Regions from separate parts of the Homo sapiens genome. Here region 1 is linked to region 2. A link is a contact called in ENCODE Hi-C or POLR2A ChIA-PET data. All regions are on one chromosome and are shown on one strand. The core of a region is the stretch at or near the end of the contact, and the rest is flanking DNA. Distances in the headings are between cores, read along the strand shown.

Region 1 (6,790 bases), core at 2,615-5,114, 93 kb before region 2:
GAGCAGAAGATAGGGGAGCCCCCCAAAGTGGAGTCAGTCTGAGGAGAAGGGAGGGGGAGAGGAGAGGCAGATAAGTGGGGAGAAGTTTCCAAGGAACTAGGATGCTTGGGGAGATGGGGGAGCCCAGTCCTTGAGAAAGGGGGCCCTCATCCCCATTATCTGGGATTTTTCAAAAATCTGCTTTTAGACTTGCAGCTTTCTGTTTGCCTTTTGCCCCGCCCCCCCGCCCCCCCCCCCACCACACACCTTTCTTTGGGACACACAGGTCCCACCTTATAGGAGGTCTGAAGTTGGGGTCCTCGCTGTACCCCCAGTGGGGGTGGGGCAAGGCAAAAGGGAGAAGGCTAGAGCCCTAAGGAGGCTGTGAGCTGCTGGCCAGGTTGGGAGGGTCAGGACTTTGCTAGGCGAAACAGTCTGCAGAGGACGCTTTGCTGATTGCTTTTAGTGTGTTTTGTGCCCGGATCTTTAGGGGTCGGCTACGGAGCGGACCGGAGGCGCGGCCGCCAGATCTACTCGCGGTACCAGACCCTGGAACTGGAGAAGGAATTTCACTTCAATCGCTACCTAACGCGGCGCCGGCGCATCGAGATCGCCAACGCGCTTTGCCTGACCGAGCGACAGATCAAAATCTGGTTCCAGAACCGCCGGATGAAGTGGAAAAAAGAATCTAATCTCACATCCACTCTCTCGGGGGGCGGCGGAGGGGCCACCGCCGACAGCCTGGGCGGAAAAGAGGAAAAGCGGGAAGAGACAGAAGAGGAGAAGCAGAAAGAGTGACCAGGACTGTCCCTGCCACCCCTCTCTCCCTTTCTCCCTCGCTCCCCACCAACTCTCCCCTAATCACACACTCTGTATTTATCACTGGCACAATTGATGTGTTTTGATTCCCTAAAACAAAATTAGGGAGTCAAACGTGGACCTGAAAGTCAGCTCTGGACCCCCTCCCTCACCGCACAACTCTCTTTCACCACGCGCCTCCTCCTCCTCGCTCCCTTGCTAGCTCGTTCTCGGCTTGTCTACAGGCCCTTTTCCCCGTCCAGGCCTTGGGGGCTCGGACCCTGAACTCAGACTCTACAGATTGCCCTCCAAGTGAGGACTTGGCTCCCCCACTCCTTCGACGCCCCCACCCCCGCCCCCCGTGCAGAGAGCCGGCTCCTGGGCCTGCTGGGGCCTCTGCTCCAGGGCCTCAGGGCCCGGCCTGGCAGCCGGGGAGGGCCGGAGGCCCAAGGAGGGCGCGCCTTGGCCCCACACCAACCCCCAGGGCCTCCCCGCAGTCCCTGCCTAGCCCCTCTGCCCCAGCAAATGCCCAGCCCAGGCAAATTGTATTTAAAGAATCCTGGGGGTCATTATGGCATTTTACAAACTGTGACCGTTTCTGTGTGAAGATTTTTAGCTGTATTTGTGGTCTCTGTATTTATATTTATGTTTAGCACCGTCAGTGTTCCTATCCAATTTCAAAAAAGGAAAAAAAAGAGGGAAAATTACAAAAAGAGAGAAAAAAAGTGAATGACGTTTGTTTAGCCAGTAGGAGAAAATAAATAAATAAATAAATCCCTTCGTGTTACCCTCCTGTATAAATCCAACCTCTGGGTCCGTTCTCGAATATTTAATAAAACTGATATTATTTTTAAAACTTTATACCGGGAATTCTGTTAATTCGCTCGCCCGCCGGCCTCAGGGTGAGAGCTGGAGCAGGCTCCAAGCGCTCCCGCGCCTGCCGGCCCCCTGCAAGCCCCCAGCCCTCTGCACTCGCCTTCCCCGGAGCCCAGGCGCCCGGCCCCGGCCTTCTGTTCGTTCTCGCGATCGCACTGAGGGGCTGGGAGGCCTCTCTGGGCTCCCTGCGCGGAGCAACACACACACCCTGCGGGAAAAAGCCGCGTAGGATTTTGTTGCGGGGGGAGCTGGGATCAGTCGGTTTGGGCACCAACCCCACGCAGGCCTTTCTTCCTGCCTGTGGCAGCCGGTGTCCTCGGCGTCCGAACCCTGAGGCGCCCCGAAAGACCAGTAAAGAAGCACTATCCAGGCACCAGGGTCTCCTCCACCCACTCCCGGGAGTTGGAGGCGGGGGGCGCCGTGAGAGCAAGCCCCAGGCCCGCGCCAAGCTGGCTGTTGCGAAACGTAGCGGAGGCGGAGAGCGGAGGGAAAGAGAAGACCGCGGGACTGGAGCCCTGTCGGCAGGGATTGAGCGATTCAAGGACATCTCGAGAGAGAAAGCCTGGAAACTGAGCTCTCGCCTGCTCTGGTACTCCTGACGTGGCCGGGACAAAATTCCTTCTTCATTACAGCTCCAGCCGGGCTGGTTCCTTACTTTTCTCTCCTCAAACGGGTGAAGAGGCGGGTGAGGAGCGCAGCCGGACCCTAACCATTTATCAACCCTGGCCTTCTCTCTCCAAGCCTGGCCAGAGAAACCTGAGTGGGCCTACAGGGAGAGGTGTTGAGGAGGGTCTCCGGAGGGAAAAAATCCGCCAGAGTTTTCCGGGCCCTTCAGATTCCCTCCAGCGCCCCCACCCTCGCCTCCAGTGCCTCCACCAGTGAGGAGGGGGCCTTCTCCTGGCGGGGCGGAGATTTCCTGGGAAGAAGCAGGCAGGGAAGTATGAGACTTGGGGCTACGGGGGAAGAGGATGGGGCCGAATGGCTGCAGATACCCTGCGAAGGCTACCCAGGCGCCTGCCCTGCCCACCCCCCAGGTCCGCCCCATTCCTCTTGGTAGCTCAGAAATTGCTCTCTTGTGAACCTTATGGATTCAGGTCCCTGGAAAGCCTAGCCCAGAGACCTTTTCCCCAAAGGGCACATAACGGGCCTTTTCCTCTGCCATGCTCACGTAATATTTGTGGAGGCTTCAATCTTGCTTCTCCATGTCCTCAATTAACATCTATTTTCTGTCTAAAACCTCTGGCATAGGTACCACATAAGGATCGCACACAGGGAAACAGAGCAGTCCTCTAGACCATTGTCTGGCTCTGTCCGTGTCCACACACACACTTGAAAATTGCCTTGTTGCCACTCTGGGGACCCTAGCATGGTGAGGTCTAGCCAACTCCACCTGGCTCCTCACCTCCAGATCCATCCCAAACAGCCTGCAACACCCTCAGCTTCATGACCCCCCTATCTTGTTCTGACCACTCAGGATCCCTCCTCCTGGGCGTCCTGTCTACCTCTTCAGAAGCTAATTCTACTTTCTCTTGCTGATAGGCACCTCTTCAGCAGTAGTGGAGCCTTAGGGCCTGAGAGGCAAGGGACTTCTACCTTTGGTTTAGGGAACCTAAGTTAAACCCCATTGGTTCTCCAGCCTGGGCATAGGCCACCTTACCTAACTTAATCCCCTTTCCTCAGCCATTTTTGAAGATTGGAAGACCCTGGAGGTTGGGAGAACGGGACTTTCATTACAAAAAGCACTCTGTGCGTTATAAGTGGGGCCTCGTCTTTTCCCAATTTTAAATAGAATTTAAAAGGCTAGCTCAGGGGTTGCCCCAACAACCAGCTTCTCCTTCACAGTGTAGGAAATCCAGCCACCGGAAAGCAAGCTGGCGCTCCAGGATGCAATTCCCCCACATAGGCACCAGGTGTCGCTGTGGGCTTGTTGTCCCGGCTACCCCCAATTCCAAGAACCTTTTTTTTTTTTTCCCTCCCCCTTCCCTCTTTCTCTCTCTCACTCCCTCTCCCCCTTGGTTGGGCTTTGCCAACATATCGAGATGCTTTTCGCCGGCTTCCATCACTAACCTCCCGGAGGTCATCAAGCCAAATTTATGAGTGGCCGCTCGAGTCACGTGACTCTATTTAAGGCTCCCTTATTTGGGAAGAGCGCATAGGATAAAGAAAGAGATATCTCCACCTATAAATTGTCCACTTTGGAGAACAAAAAACCCCTCAACTTCAAAGAGTCACAAATCACCCTTAATCAAAAAGGGTGCAGAAATTTTTTTGGGCCCTCCCCGCCATGAGCTCCTACGTAGCCAATTCATTCTATAAGCAGAGCCCCAATATCCCTGCCTATAACATGCAAACTTGTGGGAACTATGGATCGGCCTCAGAGGTGCAGGCATCCAGGTACTGCTACGGCGGATTGGACTTAAGCATCACTTTCCCACCGCCTGCGCCTTCCAACTCTCTCCACGGGGTAGACATGGCTGCCAACCCCCGGGCTCACCCCGACCGCCCCGCCTGCAGCGCCGCGGCCGCTCCGGGACACGCTCCGGGCAGAGACGAAGCGGCTCCTCTGAACCCCGGGATGTACAGTCAGAAGGCGGCTCGCCCGGCGCTGGAGGAGCGAGCTAAGAGCAGTGGGGAGATCAAAGAGGAGCAGGCGCAGACAGGGCAGCCCGCCGGACTGAGCCAGCCACCGGCCCCGCCACAGATTTACCCGTGGATGACCAAACTGCACATGAGCCACGGTAAACTTTAGGACTTCATTTTGCGCTCTCGGGTCCGCCTGGGTTTTATAGGCCATGCGGGGCAAATAAAGAAAAAAAACCTGCGGCCATAAATTTTACGATCCAGGCATCAATGGCTCGTAAAACTGTCCACTAAAAGGCTTAGAGGCTGTGTGCGCCCAAATTTACGACGACATAATTGGATCATAGGAACAAAACGTGTATAAAAGGCAATATTCAATTTTTGGGGGAGAGGGAGGGAGTTAAAAAAATAGAGGGATCTGAAGGGTGAGGAGCGCGGGGCTCCAGAGCGGGGATCCCCCCGCGGCTCCCTCCCTCCCTCCCCTGCGGAGCCGGCTCCGCCGGCGCTTGCGGCTCCGGAGGATTCCAGCGACTCGGGAGGGGCGGGAGGGGGGTCCCCGGTGCTCGGATCTCGAGGGTGCTTATTGTTCGGTCCGAGCCTGGGTCTCCCTCTTCCCCCCAACCCCCCCTCAGCCCCTCCGGCTGCAGAGTGAAGGCTGCGGTGGAAAGTTTCCTGCCTGGGCGGAGGCGCCTCTCCCGGGGCTGGGCTGGGCTGGCCCGCCTGCGGCCCGCGTGGCCTGTCTTGCGGCTCTCGCCTCCTCTCCCTCCGGCCGCGGGTGGGGGCCTGGGCTGGGGTGGGGACGGGGGAACGCTGCAAGCTATTCACCCCTTCCTGGCTTGGGGTGGGGTTTATGTTCCAGAGACGGACGGCAAGCGGTCCCGAACCAGTTACACGCGCTACCAGACTCTGGAACTCGAGAAAGAATTCCACTTTAACCGCTACCTCACTCGCCGCAGGCGCATAGAGATCGCCAACAACTTGTGTCTCAATGAGAGACAGATCAAGATCTGGTTCCAGAACCGCAGGATGAAGTGGAAGAAAGATTCCAAAATGAAAAGCAAAGAGGCTCTTTAGAGGCAGCGGGGGAGGCCCGCAGAGCGCGCCCCTAGCCGGTTCCTGTCCCTGCGCCTTTCCTTTTCGCCTTTCCTCTCTATATTTCGGGTCGGGGGCAGGTGCTGGAGCACTGGGCTCCCGGGCCCCACAGACAAAAGCGCTTTTCCTTGGCATTCCGCATCCCTACCGACCCAGGGTTCCCGCGGGGCTGTCGGCGCTGCCCCATCTCCCCTCAGCTCGGCTCAGCTCGGTACCCGGGGCCCAGGGCAAGCTCCGCAGGACTTCCCCGGAGGGCTGCGGCGTACAGGCTGGCGCAGAACGAACCTTGGCCTGGGCCGTATCTCCGGCTCCCAGCCTCAGCGCGGCCCTCCCGAGTTAAGGTGGGCCCGGCCCGCGCCACAGGACCCTCGCCGGACCCTCTAACCTCGCCCTCTCCTTTGTTCCCGGCTGGACGGGTTAGACAGCCAAAGGCTGGCGAGAGTCTGGCCCTAGACTCGGGGTGCTTCCTTGTAGCGACTAAACTAGATTTTCACTTATGAATGATTTGCATATGAAAGGAGAGCATCGGCCTAGGGCCCCCACAGTTGCTCTATGCTTTCCAAACCTTATCTCCACAACCTCTTCCCCCCAAAACCCGGGAACCTCCCCAGCCTGCGCCTGCTGCATGCCCTCTCAGGCCGGCAGCCCCAGCCTGCTAGCTAGCTCAACTAGTGGGGTTTCCTGGCACTGGACCCCAGCAAGTGGTCCTAGAGGCCCTTTGCTGTCCCATAGTCCCTGCCACGAATTTCTGTGCCCTCCTGACCCATTGCTGTTGTCCAACTATTTATTGACTCTGGGTCCTTCCTGAAACTATATTTTGTCATATCAAATAAAGAGAGAACAGGACTAAAGATGCAGTGGCTCCTGTCTGTTTGGGGCATGTATTGGGTAAAATTGTCTAAATGGGCTGTGAGATGTAGAAGGAGACCCACAAACTTTAAGCCACCCCTTTAAAAAATTTTCTAGCTTCTAGGGGCAGTGAGTAGAGGGAGGTGAAATTGAGCTCCTTTCCTGTTCCTTGGCTGCAACAAGAGCCTCTGGGGGAAGAGAAGGGCACCTAGGCCTCGAGTACTGGCTTTTCCCATGCTGTGGCTGTCCAAGGCCTTCACGCCTCTGCACTCCAGGAGGCCTCTGGACTGGCAGCAGCCCCCACTGTGTGCCAAAGCTGCGGTGCAGGAACCAGTGGCTCCACCGTGCTCAGCCTTAGGACCTTCTGGGCCTCTGAAGATCTTTCCTGGGCCTAGGTGGTCCCTGAGAGGCCTTGCTGGACATAGAGGGAGGGCTGAGCCCTCACTCTAGGGACCCATTTGGTCTCATAAGGGCCTCTAGAGGGAGGTGGTATTGCTTGGTAAGGGGGTGTTGGGAGAGTTGGAGGAGGTGTGCCTCAGTATCTAAGATACTGGGGAAGAGGGAGCAGGGAGGACAATCTGCAGTGTGTATCAGCCTGGCAGGAAATGTTCAGACT
Region 2 (7,201 bases), core at 1,192-3,691:
TCATCTGGGAATCCAGGGCGAAGAAGGGAGCTAAAGTGCAGAGCATTCATTTAATATTAACAAATCGAAATGAATTCTTTTAATGCCAATTAACTTCGAGCGGCCCCTTATTAATAGTAATTTAGATTCATACTTGGGAGAAACAGGGACGGGGGCTGGGCCAAATGTGCCCAGAATGTCAATGTGACTGGGGAACTGAAAGGGGAGGGGGGCAGTTTTACTTCTGCCCAGTTGGGTTCCGTTTCCCTGAGAGAAATGGATAGTCACTGGAGGCGGACCTTTGGGAAACACGAATTACTCTTGTAATTTTATTTTTGTTACTTCAAGGAATCTGAATAGTTTGAAGCCATGTCACACCATTTTAATAGTTTATTTTCACAGTAATGCTAAAAAGAAGAATTTCCTCAGAGCTGGGATTTACTTCAAACTCTCTCCTAAGCCAAACCTTACTGACAAAAGGGACAAGTCCCCAGGCCAGCTCTCTACCCTTCTTTGTTCAGAGCTAGAGCCAGAGATCAATATGGGCTTCCCCAATCCCTGCCCCTTCTACCTTAACCAAAACTAAAAGGAAGAATCAACACTGTGTGTCTCTCTGAGAAGTCTCCCCCAGGAGGTAAAAGACCCAAGGGGCTGACCCCTAAGCTGTTCAGCTTACATTTAAGGAAGAAAAACAATCTGCCTGCACTTTTCTTAGAATTTAGGGAAAAAATGAGAATTTAAAATTCAATTTCATGTATCAGAGTTCTCCAGAATACAGCCAAGTGTAAAGAACTTAGTCCCAAATGAAAAAGTTGAACAGAAATTCTGCTCTCACTCGTTTTGCCGGCTTGGAGGTCAGACTGGAGGTGTCCTGAACTAGAACCAGAGCATAGGTTCTGACCCAAGAAGGACACTGTCTACTTCCCAGGCATCCCTCCTTGGCTGGGAGGAGAGGGGAGGATGAGTCCGTTGGAAGCTGAGAATTGTGGAAGCTGGAGATGGGAGTTCTGAGATGGAGGAGGCAGGCGCGTGAAGGAGGTCAGGGAAAGGCAAGTAAATCTACTAACCATTGAAGTTTATAAAATAAAAACCTTAAAAATGGTTTAACATGCAAAAGGTTAAATTTTAAAAAGAGGCCAGGTTTTAAAGAAGGTAAAATACCTCAAATTTAAACAAATAAAAACGAGGAAAATACACAAAACATTTCAAGCAAATTGTTCTTCAGAAGAGGAGAGGTTGGAATTAATCAAAAGACCTTTTTTACACACACACACCCCCCAAGAGTTTCCCAAACAATAAATTCATTTACAAAACAAAAAGAGGAATCAACGCAAAACCTCATCCACACACAGAGGAAAATAAATTGTGGTGATTCTGTAACAGCTGAAAAACTAGTGAGGGAGGAGAAAAATGAATAAACTCTAAATCTATTAGGTGATATTTATAAATAGCAAAATTGGAGGATGGAATGGAGAAAGGAGTTGAACTTATCATTAAAGAAGTAACACATGTGAAAACATAAGGTGTAACTCATCCCCAAAGAAAAGTAAACTCTCCATAAAGTAGCAAGTATACAAATTTATTGAAAAGGAAGAAAGTACCACTCACCCCCCCCAATATAAGTGTATTAATTTGAATTAAAATTTTCTCCAAATCCAAGATAGGTTACACAAAAGAATACAAACATATTTTTTTTCTTTCAACTAAGAGGAAAAACAAAATCCGATTTAAATTCACGAATGGGACAGGAAGGGAGGCTGTGGTTTGCAGGTGCTAGTAAACGGGGTGAGGGTTGTGAAGAGTTTGAGGGGTAGAGGACCAGCTTACCTCGCTTTGGAGCCGCGGCGGCCAACAGGAGTGGGCCAAGGACCCTGCCAGTGCCTGAGTGATAGGGGAAATAAGGAATAGGGGATTCGGGTGCCCCTAGACGAATGAGGAGGATGGAAAGACTGGGGGTGCCCATCTCCCCTCCTCTGCCCGCCTCCCTCCCTCCGGTACCCAGGCCTAGAGAGCTACTGAAAGTTACAAATTGCTTCCATTATTAGCTCATCCCGGGCGGCCTGGTCATTGGCCAGCCCCTGGCCACGTGGTCCCTCGTACCAATCGATCGAATTCTAGTCGCAATTCTCTGTCTGTCCCTCGGCTCTGGGGAGAAAGGGGGGGCTGTGGCGTGGGGGCTGAGGAGGGGCTAAGGCGGGAGGGGCGCCTCATCCCTTCACCCTCCCTTTTCGCCATGTGGGGGCCCTGAGCGCCGCCCCAGAAGAGGTCGAGGGAATGTTGTGGGCTGGGGCACACCAGCACGGCAGAAACTGGAGAAAGCGAGAGACGTCGCCAGGGACCCAGGGACCTCTCCCTCCAGTTCCCCGGGCCCGCCCGGCCCTGATGGCCACTCACGCTATAGCGCCCACTCTGTCCTGGGCCATCCCGCGCCAGCAGTGTAGCCCCCAGCCCGGGCGCCTGAATGCTCTCCCTCCGGATCGCTGCTCGGGTCCCCACTTTGGCGACCGTGCCCCCGAGTCCTGCTTCCCCGGGGCCTGCTCTGTATCAGGCGCCTGCGCCTTCAAGGGTACCCGGCCCGCCTGCCCTCCCCAAGAGCCGAGTTTGCGCTCCTCCCGGAATCGTTTGAGAGAAGGACAAACTTTTGGCAGGATGGAAATCTAGATGAGCCTGTCCGGAGCAGGTAAGCTGGGCCCGGGACGGGTGCGATTCAGCCCGAGAACAATCTGTCTCTCCCCGTCCCGGTCTCTCCCTCCCCTTACCCCTGTTTCCCCTGCAGGCTGACATATTAATCTGCCTTCCCCCGGGAGAAATTTGGGCTGGGGTTGGGCTTCTGTCAGATGCATGGGGTCAGAGCAGCTTTCCTCCCCGAGTTTAGGGACTAAGGTGGTAGCTGGCAGGGGAGGGGGAGGGTTGCTTCCGAAACTGAGGATTGAGGGGAGGGTTAGGGGCCGAGAAACCCAGAGTCTGAGGGAGACGACTTCTTTCCTCAAACGCAACTTGGGGGAACTTCGGAAAAGTTTTTTGAGGGGAGATGGAGAAGGGAGCGGAGTTGGGGTTTCGAGGGCTAAAGTGGGAGAGAGGGTGCTCCGCTTCCCGTACTGAAGGAAGGATGTGTGTGCTTATTCCCCAGTCGGGACCGATTACCAGCCTAGAAAAACCCAGCCGCGTCCCAAACCCGCTCACCCCAGCAGGCCCTTAGAGACGCTTGGAGATCCCCAGACACGCCCCGCGGAAAGGGAAGGAAATGCCAGCCCGAGTTGCCGACTCTGCCGGGACGGGGCGGGGGATCCGCCCAGAGCGGTCCCCTGCTGTCCTGGGCCCTTACGTTGATTCTAAGTTAGGAGTGATCTGAGAGAGGGAATAACTCCCAAAAATCTTTTTTTTTTTTTTCTGAATCCAATTTGAGTCAGAGACCCATTTCCTTGAGATGGAGCCAAGCGAGTGCCCCCTCCCGCCTCCAGCACAATCTCCCGCTCTTCTCCAGTTCCCAAAGGAGGGCAAGGAAAAGGCCCCTACTCTCCTCCCAGGGCTGAGATTTCCTCCCCCACCCAAGAGATGCCCCAGGAGGAAGGAATGGAGAGGTTCTTCAAAGGGCAGTCAAGAGCAGAGGGTGGGTTCAGAGGTCACAGCTGAACTTGGGGCCCAGGACAAGGGGGAAGGGCGGGCCCAGGCCGGTGTAGAAGCTGCGGGGTGGCCTGGGGAAGTGGACAAGGGCAGAGGCCGCTGCAGGTGTTGGGGGGTACCCTGGAGCCCGGGGTGTTCCTGGGCGGGGAGGTCCAGCCAAGCGGCAAGGGTCTGCGCTGTGCCTTTAGTTTTTAGGTTGGGCCCCTCCTGGGGAGCACCCAGCTGGAGGAGCCAGGCAAGTGGCAGAGGACACCTTCCGACTCCTTGGAAAGGGCCAGGAAGCGATCTGGATCCTAGGAGAGAAAATTCCTACGTGGAACATGTGGTGTTCTGGCCCTTCCTGGGTAGACACCTGCAGAGGCCACTTGGCCCTGCCGGGTCAGAAGCCACAAATCTGCCCAGGCCTTTGTTTTCACTATTCCTGAAGTTTTTCTGCTGTGGCCCAGCACCTGCCCTGGCACCTGCTCGGCATCTGCTCATTGGCAAGCCCCGGACGGAGTTGGACTGGCCTAGCTGAGAGGTTTAGGAGGGCTTCCGCTGGCACTGCCAACAGGGAGTTTGGCTTGGTCTCCCAAAAAAAGGGCCTTTGAGAAGGACATGTCCAGGGGCAGACACGAAATCCACTGATACGCAAAACGAATGTAAACCCTTTTCTTTCCTCACATCTTGTGGCCCTTCACACCTCTGCAGTTCAGAGGATTTGGAATGGAAGGCCTCATCCATCCCCAGTCCCAAAGCAAACGTGGGAGCCAGCTTGGGCGTCTTCTTGCAGGCTGCTGGGGCTTTGTGTGCTCTGAGAGAAGATGTCTGGTCCTCTGCCTACCCCACTCCCCCTTTGATGAATGTGGTCCTTTTTGCTCCTGCCTCTCCAATACTACCCCTCGCCCCACCCCCCCACCCCCAACCCAGTCCCACAGATCTATGGGACTATCTCTCTTTTTCTCTTTCCTTGCTCCTCTTCCCCTTTCTTCTTAGGATTGATGGACTGACAGCAGTTTGGCAAGGCTTCCCTAAGCCTGTAATAGGGAGCTGTGGACCCAGCCCTGACTTCTCAAGTAGGGGGAAACAGCTCTATTCCCGGGCCCTTGAGATTGAGTCTCAAGTTGACAGGAGTTGAGAAAGAAATGCATGAAGGATGGCTGGGCTTACGCAGGACAAAAACCTCTACTGGGGAGGGGCCAGTTTTGTGCCTTGTGCCTACTGCTGAGAGGGAATTTAGAAACAAAGGAAGATAAGAAGAAGGCCTAGGGAAACAGCATAAAGGACTGGAAAAATTCAGAACAGCAAAGAGAAAAAACTGGGAGAGAGGAAAAGATGTGAAAAGGCCCTAATGCTGGAGACAGAAAGGTATTCTGGAAGGGTGGCTGGGATAGAGATAACATGAAAGGAATATTGATAAAGAGCAGAAGGAAGAAGCAGGACTAGGTTTGTTTGGGTTTTTAAGATTAGAGATAGTCTGGGGCCTGTTAAAATAGAAAATAGAAGAAAAAAGATTAGAGATAAAGACAGAAAGGAAAAGAAAAGAAAAATAGGGAGAGAAACAGAAAGCAAATGAAAGGAGAGAGCTAGAGAGTAAAAGAAAAAGGAAGGGAAAGAAAGGGAGGTAAAAGTGAGAAAAAATAAATGGAAGGGAGACAGAAAGATAGGTAGAAAAGGAGGAAAGACAGGGACAAGGGAAAGAAGCAAGGACAGGGGAAGGAATGGAAGAAAAAGAGAAAGTGAAGGTAGGGCAGAAATGAAGCAAAAGAAGGAAGGAAAAATGAGAAATGAAGATACAGTGAGATAAAGAAGGAATAAGGGGAGTGAGGGGAAGGCGGGTAGAGAGAGAGAGAAAGAGAAACACGAACTCAACTAAGGTTAACGGTTAACAGAAAGGGGATCCCGGTTCCTGAGGAGCACAGGGAGGAAAGAGGAGATGGAGGGTGAGCAGAAAGGCCAGTTGGGGCCCCTCCCCGCCTCACCTTGGGCTGCGGAGGCCCTGACCGCCACCACTCCGCCGTCTCTAGGGCCCAGACCTGGGTGATGGCTGCCTGTGAACCGTGGGAGGTAGAGGCAGGGGCTGGCTGCCTGCATACGGGCTTCTCTTCTCGAAGCAGCTGAGCGAGCTGGAGTTCTTCCTGCAGCCCTACCTGCCCCCGACACAGCACGCCAAGCTGGACACATGGCGTTGAGGCTGTATGACATGCAGGTCCAGATCTGGTTCCAAAAGGCGTGCATGAAGTACAAGAGGCCAGTGAGGCAGGAATTGTTTGTGGATTCCCACCCTGGCGGCCCCTCTCCCGGGCTCAATCCTCTCACCCGCAGCCCCAAGTGCCTCCATTCCCACCCTACTGGCAGAGGCTGTCTGAAGACCGGGCAGCTTTGTTCCGGGCTCGGGGGTGCTCTGGTTCTGTGAGCTTGGGCCTGTTTGATCATTTGTTGTTGTTGTTGTTGTTGTTTGTTGTTTGTTGGTTTTTTTGGTTTGTTTGTTTGTTCGTTTTTAGATGGAGTCTCACCCTGTCGCCCAGGCTGGAATGCAGTGGCACGATCTCAGCTCACTGCAGCCTTTACATCGCCGGTTCAAGCCATTCTCATGCCTCAGCCTCCTGAGTAGCTGGGATTACAGGCATGTGCCACCACGGCCAGCTAATTTTTGTATTTTAAGTGGAGACGGGGTTTCGCCATATTGGCCAGGCTGGTCTCGAACTCCTGACCTCAAGTGATCCGCCCACCTCAGCCTCCCAAAGTGCTGGGATTACAGGCATAAGCCACTGTGCCCGGTGATCATTTGTTAAATGAGCCCTTTGCACTGGAGGGTTTTTCTGTAGTTTTGGTTAGCCTGCCTGAGTATGTGCAAATGAGACAGGGATGAAGATAAGACCTAGTCCACTTTGCAAGGGTGGGAGGGGAGTGTGAGGGTGTAGGGGTTGGGAGGATGGGAGGCTGGGAGTGAGATCTTCATTTTCTTCCATTGGTGAGAAGAAAAATCTTCCTCCTTTGCTATCCTTATCTCCAACCCTGCCCCAGAAAACCACCTTTCAGGTCAAGGAGTTTCTCCATGCCAGGAGGGGTTGGATTCATCTGCAAAGAGCTTGGGAGGAGGTTTGCAAATCCTGGAAAAGCCAGAGAAAGGATCTCATACATGAAAGGGAAGGAAGACATTCCCTACCCGGGCAAGTGGACCTTAGGTCTGCAGTAGAGTTCACTGAATTCACACACACAAAGAGATTAATTGGTAAGGTGACTTTAGATTTAGCTATAGAGAGGATCAACTTGAGGTTGCTAGGTATCTTTAGCCTGTTGGGCCTGCACTCCCCATGCCCTGCTCATGTGCTCTGGTTGATTCACAAGGTTTCTTAGAGCCAATTCCTTTGTCTCCCAAAAGTGGGATGGGGCAGGTCACTGAGGTCAGCCAGTTCCTCCAAGGGCAGTGTATGCCTTGAGGATGGGCTGGGGCACCCCCAAACCACTGGCTAGAAAGGCATGTTCACAGTAAACCTTGCAGTGCTGTCTCAGGGAGGCCTCTGACCAGCACTGCCTAGCATTGCTCTTTAAGCTTTTCCTCCCCTCTTTTCTCTAGCTTCTCCCTTCCTTTATTTCTCTTTCTCTCTCTCTTCCT

Evidence for each region. Hi-C counts contacts between places; a loop is a spot of excess contacts on that map. ChIA-PET counts read pairs that join two places held with the same protein, here RNA polymerase II (POLR2A). Pooled maps may share reads with other maps.
Region 1: a loop to region 2 is called in a map of mammary epithelial cell, with 9 times the contacts of the local background. The contact joins the promoter of HOXC5 here to the promoter of FAM242C in region 2. A Hi-C loop is called at or near these places in 28 of 168 maps with a recorded cell type or tissue (A673, Caco-2, Calu3 and 20 more), 34 of 37 single-sample maps with no recorded cell type and 25 of 50 pooled maps. POLR2A ChIA-PET finds 5 or more read pairs at or near these places in 9 of 52 experiments (Caco-2, HEK293, HEK293T and 6 more).

The regions. Positions count from the first base shown.
Region 1 is chr12:54,029,186-54,035,975 of GRCh38, forward strand. HOXC5 (homeobox C5) reads left to right here and starts at 3,865. Exons shown (of 2, transcript NM_018953.4): 1 at 3,865-4,391; 2 at 5,093-6,176. The coding sequence starts at 3,938. The coding sequence ends at 5,307. It overlaps MIR615 (microRNA 615), which reads left to right and starts at 4,765; the gene lies at 4,765-4,860. It overlaps HOXC6 (homeobox C6), which reads left to right. Exons shown (of 2, transcript NM_004503.4): 2 at 470-1,638. The coding sequence ends at 777. It also overlaps a transcript of HOXC4 not described here. RefSeq lists enhancers at 3,380-3,674, 3,669-4,820 and a silencer at 4,904-4,963.
Region 2 is chr12:54,123,954-54,131,154 of GRCh38, forward strand. It overlaps FAM242C (family with sequence similarity 242 member C), which reads right to left and starts at 2,442. Exons shown (of 3, transcript NR_170197.1): 1 at 2,374-2,442; 2 at 1,807-1,860. LINC02381 (long intergenic non-protein coding RNA 2381) reads left to right here and starts at 2,118. Exons shown (of 2, transcript NR_026656.1): 1 at 2,118-2,659. RefSeq lists enhancers at 2,492-3,125, 3,126-3,761.